Regions from separate parts of the Mus musculus genome. Here region 2 is linked to region 1. The links are chromatin loops, found by intact Hi-C in ENCODE. Cell type or tissue: left cerebral cortex. All regions are shown on one strand. Links, peaks and the distances in the headings refer to the core of each region. The heading gives the core; the rest is flanking DNA. Region 1 overlaps Grm2 (glutamate receptor, metabotropic 2). Region 2 overlaps Gm39420 (a long non-coding RNA gene).

The links. Peaks named below come from ENCODE experiments on the same cell type or tissue, not always from the same donor. Only the 100,000 strongest peaks of a DNase experiment are listed, where the experiment ranks them.
Region 2: a loop joins it to region 1, with 6 times the contacts of the local background. A loop is called at or near these places in 23 of 42 quality-filtered maps.

The regions. Positions count from the first base shown.
Region 1 is chr9:106,650,559-106,655,936 of GRCm38, reverse strand. Grm2 (glutamate receptor, metabotropic 2) reads left to right here. Exons shown (of 6, transcript NM_001160353.1): 2 at 1,513-2,098; 3 at 4,704-5,378. The coding sequence starts at 1,649. Among named protein-coding and RNA genes, the nearest start is that of Grm2, 2.9 kb to the left of the region's middle. In left cerebral cortex, for the core only: a CTCF peak has its summit at 3,013 (motif pointing right); a DNase peak (open chromatin) is centred at 2,984; H3K4me3 peaks cover 2,940 bases; H3K27ac peaks cover 1,994 bases.
Region 2 is chr9:106,598,428-106,603,805 of GRCm38, reverse strand. All of the region lies in intron 2 of Gm39420 (a long non-coding RNA gene), which reads left to right. Among named protein-coding and RNA genes, the nearest start is that of Gm39421, 21 kb to the right of the region's middle. In left cerebral cortex, for the core only: CTCF peaks have their summits at 3,059 (motif pointing left) and 5,103; DNase peaks (open chromatin) are centred at 1,755 and 3,059.

The sequences.
Region 1 (5,378 bases), core at 222-5,221:
AGCACCCGGGCCGAGACGTCCAGACAGCGCTTTCTGGGAGCTCCGGGAAGCGGGAAGACCGTCCCGGGCACCCCGCCTTTCTTCCCAAGAGAACGCACGCCCTGCATCGCGCTTTCCAGTTCCTCCTGCTCCAGCGTCCTCTGGTCCTTCTTTCTGTCTGTGTCTCTGTCTTTGTCTCAGCCTCTCAGGCTTGCTTGTCCTCTCATCAGATATTTGTGGTCCTGCCCCTCGGCTGCTGGACTCCCAGGTTCTGCCTCCTTCCCTGCCTCAGAGTCCATCAGAGCCTCCCCTGGCTGCCCCATCTGTGTTAGTCTTCAACCCTGATCCTCTCTCCTGTTTGCCTGGCTGAGCTGCTTCTTTGGGGTCCTCTCAGGCTTCCCAGCCTCTGCCCTGACACCAGCAGACTAGTCCAGTGAGAAGCTGTAGTCGCTGTGGCCAGGACGGGGGTCCTTGAAGTAGTTGCTGTTCTCTTCAGCTGTAGTTCCTTACCAATCCCAAGGAACGATATGCCCCTCTCCCAGTCTGCATGATTTCAAGAGCCTGTCTGTGTAGGGTTAATGTAAGGTGGATCGTTAGGTACAGATTAGATCAGATGCAGGGTAAAGAAGATGGGAGCAGAACTCTAAGGTCAGTCAAAGGCTGAGAAAGGGAAGGCTGGAAGTGATTGTCTGCTGGGTTTGGAGTGAGTGAAGAGAGACAGACGCTAAGTCTCCAGCAGCCTCCTATGAAAAGCTAGGGCACCCACAACTCAGCTCCAGTACTGTTCAGAGGTCTCACCGGGTTAACTGACCCCCATCTATGGCATGCATATATATCCATCCATATCTATTTACTCTGCTGACATAAGACCTTTAACTACATGGCACCTTCTCTGAGGCCAGCCCCTCCACCTTGCTGTCTCACTGGGATGAGTGAGGATCTCCTTTCCGTTCTCAATCAGGAGACTTTGAGGGCTGGCCCTTTAAGAACCATAGTCTAGGACCCTGGGTGTCCACCTGGGCTCTAGTTTCTCTTGGGCTAGAAACTATCCCATAGAGACTCCCCCCTCTCTGTGGTGGGTCTTTCAATGTCCCTACTCTGGGAATCCAAGGCTCAGAATGGGAGCCAGACCCCTGAGTGTGTAACTGCTACGGCCTCAGCTACTACAGTATTGGTCTCCTAGGAGGTTTGTGTAGGCCCGTTGGTTTATGTAGGATTTGGCAATGGCTGGAACCCCTGCCCTCTGCCTGGGTCCCCACTCGCACCCTCCCTGTCTTCTGCTGAGTTTGGTAGGGGCCCAGAGCCCATCTTTAGGCAAGATTAGGGCAAAGCCGAGACACAGACCTTTGGGGGTAGCCCAGGAGTTTCTCAGCCGAGTCAGTGACATCACCACCCTCCTCATGACTCCTGAGTACCTGGGAAGGGGACGTGGGGAGGTACAGAGTCAGAGGGGAAGCTGGAAATAAAAGGGGGCAGCCACTCTTTGGTTCTACTCTCTCTTCCCTGTTTGTCTGTCTCTCTATCTCTCTGCAGGAGCTGGCCCCCTTCTCATCTCTCTTCCTGTCTGTCCTTTCCCGGCCCCTGTTTGCTCCTTTCTTTGCCTTTGCCGCTTCTGTCCTCACCCCTCGAAGACCCCAGTCTGCTGGACCTAGCCGTCCCTTGGGGGGCCATGGAATCCCTGCTTAGGTTCCTGGCACTGCTGCTGCTGCGGGGTGCTGTGGCCGAGGGCCCGGCCAAGAAGGTGCTGACCCTGGAGGGGGACCTGGTGCTGGGTGGGCTGTTCCCAGTGCACCAGAAGGGTGGCCCAGCAGAGGAGTGTGGACCTGTTAATGAGCACCGTGGCATACAGCGCCTAGAGGCCATGCTTTTTGCACTGGACCGCATCAACCGCGACCCCCATCTGCTGCCTGGGGTGCGTTTGGGCGCGCACATCCTCGACAGCTGCTCCAAGGATACACACGCCCTGGAGCAGGCCCTGGACTTTGTGCGTGCCTCACTCAGCCGTGGGGCTGATGGCTCACGCCACATCTGTCCTGACGGCTCCTATGCTACTCTCAGTGATGCTCCCACAGCTATCACCGGTGTCATTGGCGGCTCCTACAGTGATGTCTCCATCCAGGTAGGTGGGAATCACCCAAATGGGCACTAGGAAGTGAGGCTGGAAAGGGTGAACCAGTGATCCTGATGAGTAGGGACTTCCAGGACAGGTGCATCGAAAAGGGTGCATCTTTCTTTCAGTAGCTTCTTATAAGATGGCCAGAAAGTTCCCTGGCCATATAATAGGGTTGGTTTCTAGAGAATGTGTAAGAGAAACTTCTCTTGTGGGGAAAGGAGAGAAAACAGAGCCATCATGTTACACACACACACACACACACACACACACACACACACACACACACACACACACACACACCTGATATTCAATGTCCCAAAAGGCTTATGAGGCGGCTTCTGAAATCAGCCTTCAGGACTGAATTCTGGCTCCCATCGTACATGACTCTGGGCAAGATCTTTCTTCCTTCCTTCCTTTCTTTCTTCCTTTCTTTCTTTCTTTCTTTCTTTCTTTCTTTCTTTCTTTTTTTTCTCTATGTCTCAGCTTCCCTTTTTATAAAATAGGATTAATAATACTTTCTACTTTTAGGTTCCCAGTAGAAATTTAATGAGAGGACAAGCATGTATCAAAGAGCCAGGCAGGTCATAAGGGCACAGTCGGGATGAGCTGCCGTCAGTATTAACCCATTTTATAGACAAGGAAGGAGCTTCAGAGAGAAGCAGCTCATAAATCAATGTGCAAAGCAGGAAGCAGGAGTTTCAGGAGAAATCAGGGCTCAAACCCTACTCAGACCGCTTCTGTCTGGACTTGACAGAGTAGACAAATAGAAGCCAGGAGCAGCCAAAGAAACAAGGCATTGGGTCCAGGAGGAAGAGAAGTTGGGGGGAGCATTGATGGGAAGGGCACCCTAAGATCTTCAAGTGATGCAGAATTTGAGGGAAGAGGAAGGGACACCACCACTAGCACCTGATTTTCCACAAGGGGTCAGCAGAGGGTGCTCTGCTAGGCTCCCACTATGGCCCTGGCTGACTTTCTTCTCTACTCTCTGGGCTCACTTGGCAGCTTTGGCCTAGGTGGGATCTTTCCCCCTTCCTGACTGGGTCTCCTCTCACCCATGTCCTCTCCTGTCTGTGTCTAGTGTAGGTGCAGAGAGATCAGAGCAGAACTGGAATCAGGGCCCCAGGGCTATCTGGGGACCTCGGTGAGAGAGAGCCTCAGTTTCCTTAGGAGATTGGCTGAGGTCATTGCTGCAGAAGTGGGACTTAGGCCCTGACCTCGGTTGATGGTTTAGGAGAGATGAACCCTAATCAAGAACCATGGGATATAGGTGGGAACTCAATTACCTGTCCTGCTAATCCCAACTGCTAGAGGTGGTTAAGTAGCTGCTGAGATGGGTGTGGCTGTGGCAGCGTCTGTAGCCTTGGCTTTGACGGGGACAGGTGGGTAGCCTCCTATGGCTGTCTTCAGAGGACTCTGGAGTGCTTTACCAGCAACCCCCTTTCACAGTTTTCCCTAGGGCCCCGTGTGTGTGTGTGTGTGTGTGTGTGTGTGTGTGTGTGTGTGTGCGCGCGCGCGCGCGCATGTGTGTATCTAGAAGCATAGTCACTTTGCTATCTCAAGCCACCTCTTTCTCTAGCAGGGTCACCCTTTAGAGTCAAGGCTGCTCCCCCCCCACCCCAGCCTGGTCAGCAGAGGCTCAGTTTTTAGTCCTCAGATTCTGCTGGCCCATGAATGTGTCCCCCTCATTCCAGCCACCTCTATCTTGCACATATCGCTGTCAACTCCCGCATGCTAGACACTGGTGCCGCCACATAGATCCCTGTAGCTTGTGATTCAAACATGAGAATCCCACAGTGCAGGGAGATTTTTATTAGAGGGGTACGGAGGGAGAAAATGTGTGAGGAGATGAATATTTAAACTCTAGACCATTGGAGAGCCTATATCCCAGTTGTGGGGTCATAGCCCTCTTCTGTAGGGCCTGTGCTTTCATTTACCCACCATCTGGGGCTCTCAGATGAACCCCATTTTCCTGGCTATAGGGACCAAAAGTTAAGAAATGAGGTGTTATGCAGTGAGTGGTAGAGTAGAGAACCCTTGTTCACTTTAGGATTGGGCATCCAATGGAGACCAACTTGGGCTTCCAAGGCTCTGTGACCCTTGGATCTAAGCCTTTCTTCCTGGGGTGACTTTTGTCCAACTTCCCATGAAAATTGTCACTAAAGAAGGACTGCCTGTACTAAACACACACACACACACACACACTGAGAGAGAGAGAGAGAGAGAGAGAGAGAGAGAGAGAGAGAGAGAGAGAGAGAGAGAGAGAGAGAGATTGGCATCTTTGAGTATCCCAGATGACTCCTGCTGTCTCTTTATGCTGGTGCAGCCAAGTGCTAATCTCTCTCCATCCCAGGCCATTCTTTGTTCCCCTTGCCCTGCATCTGGTTCGGATGCAGCACATGGTCCTGGGTGTTCTCCCCCTCAATCCTTAAGGGAGGAAAGAAACCCTCTATCCTCAGCTAGAAGACACATCAAGTTCAGACTCAGGTCTTTACAGGTAGGGACCTCTCAGAACTGACCTGTGGTCCCCAGGTTCCATAGGTATGGGGGATGCACCTGACTAATGCTTGCTTCACTCTGGTCTCTGACCTTTCTGCTCCCTACCCTTGCCCAGGTGGCCAATCTCCTGCGGCTGTTCCAGATCCCACAGATCAGCTATGCCTCCACCAGCGCCAAGCTGAGCGACAAGTCCCGTTATGATTACTTTGCTCGCACCGTGCCCCCAGACTTCTTCCAAGCCAAGGCCATGGCTGAGATTCTCCGCTTTTTCAACTGGACGTATGTGTCTACGGTGGCATCTGAGGGTGACTATGGAGAGACAGGCATTGAGGCCTTCGAGCTCGAGGCTCGGGCACGCAACATCTGCGTGGCCACTTCGGAGAAGGTGGGCCGTGCCATGAGCCGCGCAGCCTTCGAGGGTGTGGTGCGAGCCCTGTTGCAGAAGCCCAGCGCCCGTGTGGCTGTGCTCTTCACCCGGTCAGAGGATGCCCGTGAGCTGCTTGCAGCCACCCAGCGTCTCAACGCCAGCTTCACCTGGGTAGCCAGCGACGGCTGGGGGGCCCTAGAGAGCGTGGTGGCAGGCAGTGAAAGGGCTGCCGAGGGCGCCATCACCATTGAGCTGGCCTCCTACCCCATCAGTGACTTTGCCTCCTACTTCCAGAACTTGGATCCCTGGAACAACAGCAGGAACCCTTGGTTCCGTGAGTTCTGGGAGGAGAGGTTCCGTTGCAGCTTCCGGCAGCGAGACTGCGCCGCCCACTCTCTGCGGGCCGTACCCTTTGAACAGGAG
Region 2 (5,378 bases), core at 318-5,317, 52 kb after region 1:
AGAGATCTCTGTCGTTTGGCTTTCCATTTCATTAACTCAAAATTACTGTTATCTTCTCGTCCCTGTTCATTTTGTTGAGCCTTAATGTTCGGTGTGTGTGTGTGTGTGTGTGTGTGTGTGTGTGTGTGTGTGTGTGCTGAGCCTTTTGTTCTTCCACATTACTGAAAGCATTTAGAAGTGGAGTCCCTGCCTGTTCCTGGGACTGATGGGGTGGGGGTTTGTTTGTTCCATATTCATGGGCTTCTGATAATCCACTTGGACTTCATCTATCAGGGTTTCCTTTCCAGTGAGGAAAGATATTGAGTTTTAAATTGTTTTATTGTGATTTTATAGGATATGGTTAGCAGACATACTTATAAAACTATTTTAGGGATCTATTTTATTTATTTTATGTATGTGAGAACACGATAGCTGTCTTCAGACACACCAGAAGTGGGTATTGGATCCCATTACAGATGGTTGTGAGTCACCATGTGGTTGCTGGGATTTGAACTCAGGACCTCTGGAAGAGCAGTCAGTGTTATTAACCACTGTGCCATCTCTCCAGCCCATAAAGCTATTTTTATATTGCTTTAAAATATCTTGTGGTATCCAAGCACACAGGAACTGTCTTAATATTCTGTGGGCAAGTACGTTAAAGAGCTGACGTTCTGAACAGATTTTCTGGATCTTCTTTTTCCTCCCTCTCTCTACCCAGGCTTTATGATAAAGTTTTAATTAAAAAAGTTTATTTTCTTCCCTAAAAAATGGCTTTTTGCAGCCTTGGAGAAGACTACCTACTGTTTTTGTTTTGTTTTGTTTTGTTTTGTTTTGTTTTGTTTTGTTTTGGTTTGGTTTGGTTTGGTTTGGTTTGGTTTGGTTTGGTTTGGTTTGCTTGGTTTTTTGTTGATGTGTTAACATGACAGATTGCATTGATAGATTTCTACAGTAGTCTTCATTACAATAGTGGACATGAATCATGTTTTATGATACCTGACACTTGAGCCCTTCCCCATGTAGTGGGGACTACCCATCTTACCTCTGTTGATAAGAGACAATCTATCTCCAGCTACAGATCTGAAACTCCTGCTGGTCTTTTGTTTTCTTCAGTGGACATGAGACCAGGTTTGACCAATCACATGTTCCTTTGAGAGATTTCTGGTCTGAGCGTGGGATCCAGAGTGGTAGCGTTGGTGGTAGTTCCCTGAACAGTTGGCACAGTGACAGTGTTATCTGTCGCCATGGATAGGCGACTTCTGTTGATCTGCCTGTTTTCTGGGCCTGATCACCAGACACCCTAACATTTGGTGAGTGACTGAACATTACATCAGTCTGTGTATGTTCCTACTTAAATGCATATGAACCAGGATATGTTGTTTGTGATTACAATGGTCATTCTACAAGTATTGGTAAGAGAAATCATATTCATTGGCTTAGTAGTTGAAACTACCATGGATTTAGGGGCCAATATTTCTATGTGTAGACAAGATAATTCTGACCAGCCCCTATGTTTGTATTTCCTAATCTGAGTTTAATGTCAAGTACGTACTAACTTTTCATCTTGTCACGTTGAAATTTTGAACTTACGATCCACCTGCCTCAACTTCTCAAACAGCTGGCATGTGTCACCATACCCTGTTGACAATATTTCTGTGGGGAAAATCCCATTGGTAGAATAACTATAGCAAGTAGTTGCTGCATTTTTGTGCTTGGTAGATGCTGTCAAACTGTTATTCAAAGACTTTTGCCAATTTAAATTCTGAGCCACACTATATACTGCTGCTTCTTTCTCTCCACCCTTGCCAACGCAGAGGACCTGTCACCAATATGTTCCTTTATTTTTATTTTTATTTTTTTTATGGACGAATTAAGCATCCTTACATATGTTCAGGATATTTTTCTCCAGCTCTTTCTTTTTCTGTGGAACTGTCTGTTCGTGTTTTGGACTAGACAGTTGATTTCTCTTCTTTTAATTTGGGATGTCTTGGTAGAACCTCTGACCCAAAGTGATCTGATGATCTGCAGTTTAGACTCAGTTGCCTTCTCTGCTAATTGTAATGGCTGCTGGATCTGGAGCAGCCCTTCCTTCAGACTTCTAGGGGAAGAAGGGAGCACAGGGAGGGAGCACAGAGAGGGAGCACAGTGAGGAAACAGAGGAGGGAGCATGGGGAGGGAGCACGGTGAAGGAGCACTGCTTCTACTTCCTAATTCAAGACATTGGCTTTCCAGCCACATCCAGCCATTGAGAAAAGGCTTTTACTGAAGTCTGGGTAGAAGGTTCCATATTGCCTATTAATAATCACTGTTCCATGAAATAAAAATATTAAATATTAAAAAAATAAAGTATAACACAACTGAATGTGTGTAAAAAATAATAATAATCACTGTTCCGCAAACCAATAAGAAAATGTTGCACAGATATATGTTAGTATTTTAATGATTTCAGTAGATTATATGAGTAGACTAGATTCTCATATTGTGTCAATAGTCAGAAATCTGCTTCCTAAACTTCAATATTTATAATCTTATTTTCAATTTCTTTTAGGATTTTAACGTTAAGCATAGACAGACAGAGTTTTCATATGTAGCCTTTGCTAACCTGGAATTCACTGTGCGTATCAGGCAGAACTTGAACTCACAGAGACTCGCCTGCCTTTGCTTCCTGAGTGCTGAGATTAAAAGTCTTCACCACCATGCTTGGCCCCATTTATATATATATATAATGATGGTGGTGGTGGTGTGTGTGTAGAACTCACTCTGTAGACCAGGCTGGCTTTGAACTCAGGCAGGGATCTGCCTGCCTCTGCCTCCTGAGTGCCAGGATTAAAGGCATGCGCCACTACCGGGAGGCTTGAGGTTTTGTTTTGTTTTTTTTTTTTGGGGGGGGGGGTGTTTTAATGTTTCTTCTTATGTTTTTATTTATTCTCTGAGAATTTCAAACAATATATTTTTATCATCAACTCTACATTTCAATGAGTAAACAATTTCCCTTTTGACAAAACCCACATAAAGGAAATCAAAGTACGCGTTGCCCAGCAAGTCTTGATTTGGCTGGTGAAGAGCGCCCTCTAGGGGATGCAAAAATAGAAGCCGCACCAACGGCAGCAGCAAGATTTGTTGTTTGCTTCTGCTGGTTTGGAACAGGTTGGTTTCAGGCCTGGGATTCGTTGGAATCTTTTTAGACAAAGGGCCCATGCTGGTAAGGGTAACATTGGTAAGACTAATGATGCCCTCTTTGTTGGCTCGTGGCAGTCACAAACGGTCATGGGATCCTGGTTAGCTATAAATGTCAACTTAGCAGAGTCCTCTAAGAGGAGACCCTAACTTGAAGGGTGGCCTAGATCAGATTGGCCTGCAGATATGTCTGTGGGGGTGGTCTCAATTGTTAACTGATGTAGGAGGGGCCAGTTCACCGTGGGCGGCACTAGTCCCTGCACAGGGGTCCTAAAGAGTAGAAAAGGCTAGCTGAGAATAAGCCTGCCTGTGAACCAGCAAGTTTCAGTCTCCATGGTTCCTGCTACACTTGTTTGCAGTGAAACAAGACCTTTGGTTGGAGGTGATGCTGTGTGGAAGAGCAAGCAGGCTGCCTTCAAATTCCTGCCCTGACTTTCCTCAGTGATGCAGTGTGGCTTGGGTTTGTGGCCTAAAATAAACCTTTCTTCCCTAAGTTGCTTTTGGACAGAGTATTTTACCACCACAACAGAAATGGAACCGGAACACAGGGGGAAATATATATATACCTGTCACTCACAGGAAGGTAATCTCAGTCCATGTTAAGGTAGGGCTTTGCCAGTCCTGTTTGCCTGCGATATTTGCCTACAACAGGGTTTCAACACTTTCTGAAAGATGAACAACCCTCCAGAACAGAAGTTCTGAGCTTAGTGTTGCTTGGAAACCATGACTACGCTCTCTGACCAACGCTCTCTGACCAAGGACAGGCATGTGTCTATGATCTGTGACTTCGAGGTCTGTGCTGAGAACATGAAGGTTGATTTATTTAACTGGCTCAGACAAATGTATTCACGCAATACTTATTTAGTGAGCACTCATTATGTTCCGGATACCATTGCAGGGGCTGGGGTCACAGCAGTGACAACACAGGCAAGATTCTAGCAGCTGCAGACAGTGCTGGGTGCAGAGATGAACCGAGCAGAGATGGGAGTGGGGGAGGATGCTAGGATGGAGAGGAGACCTCAGTTTCATCCATTTGGTGAAGGACACTTCAAAGGGGTGAAGAAGGGAAGGGAGCAGACAACTGGAAGATGGCCATGTCCAGCCGTGTCCAGCCTGTGTGAGGAATACCATAGCTACCTTAATCATACGGAAGCCATCCCTTACTGACCAATGACATATTTCAGTCTGAAAGCTCTCAAAACCACCCAATAGCTAGCAAGAAACAGAGCATATCCAAGAGGGCAAAATGAGATCAACTTTGGGGACACTGGTGTGATTCTTTTTAGCCTGGTCCTGTTATGGTTTGGTTAGATCCCTTTGTATGGTTCTCAGATTGCTCACTGTCTTAATCTTTCTTGTGTGAGGTACATTGATGGCGTTGCCCTGGTCTTTCCTGAGTCTGGTTGAGGTGTGTGTGTTGGGGGTACTGTCACCAATATCTCTGGCCCTATCTGGATCACTGCCATATTTACTGGCTTGTTTGTATATGCTCTGGCAGGAGTCATAGTAACTGTCACTCTTAATGTTACCCCAAACATAAAATGGACCTCTCAGGTCCCAGGCTGTACAATTAATTGGATTCTGTGGTGGAGTAGCCTCGGGTCCTGAGAAGTCTCAGCTAGATATATGAATCAGGGATGGGGTTGCTGAAAAAAAAGAAGAAAAAAAAAAGGCTTTGCTGTGGCAACGTTGCACTTGACCACACACGCTGGAGCTCATATCTGTATTGATAGAATTCCTGGCATCTTTCTGGCCCAGGAGAGGCAGAAGGCTGTCGGGACAATTTTTCATCTCCTCTCGGGTCTTAGAGGGAGCCTGGGGCTTTCTGACCCACCCCATCAGGATACAGCAGCAGGATCTATACCTCTTAGCTATAGTCTAGAACTGGCTCCCAGCAAGGAAACATCCCCGTCTCCCCAGCAGCAGGGCATCCCACGGGCATGTGGGACGGTGGGTCACTGAGGCCCTCTGTTGTCCGAGCTGAGAACCACATGAAAGATCTGAATCTAAAGTGTCCCACAGCATTTTCATGGATTGGGTCACTTAGTCCTTGTCCTTGACTTTCTCCTGTTGTGTATCTGTGCCCAGAGAACTGGACACCACAGACCAATGATTCTTCCTGATCACTGCGGATCCCCTAAACCAGCAGAGTTATGGTTGTAATGCTGACCACAAGCCTGTCGCCTAGGACGTAAAAGGCCAGTGAGACGCCGAACTGTGCACAC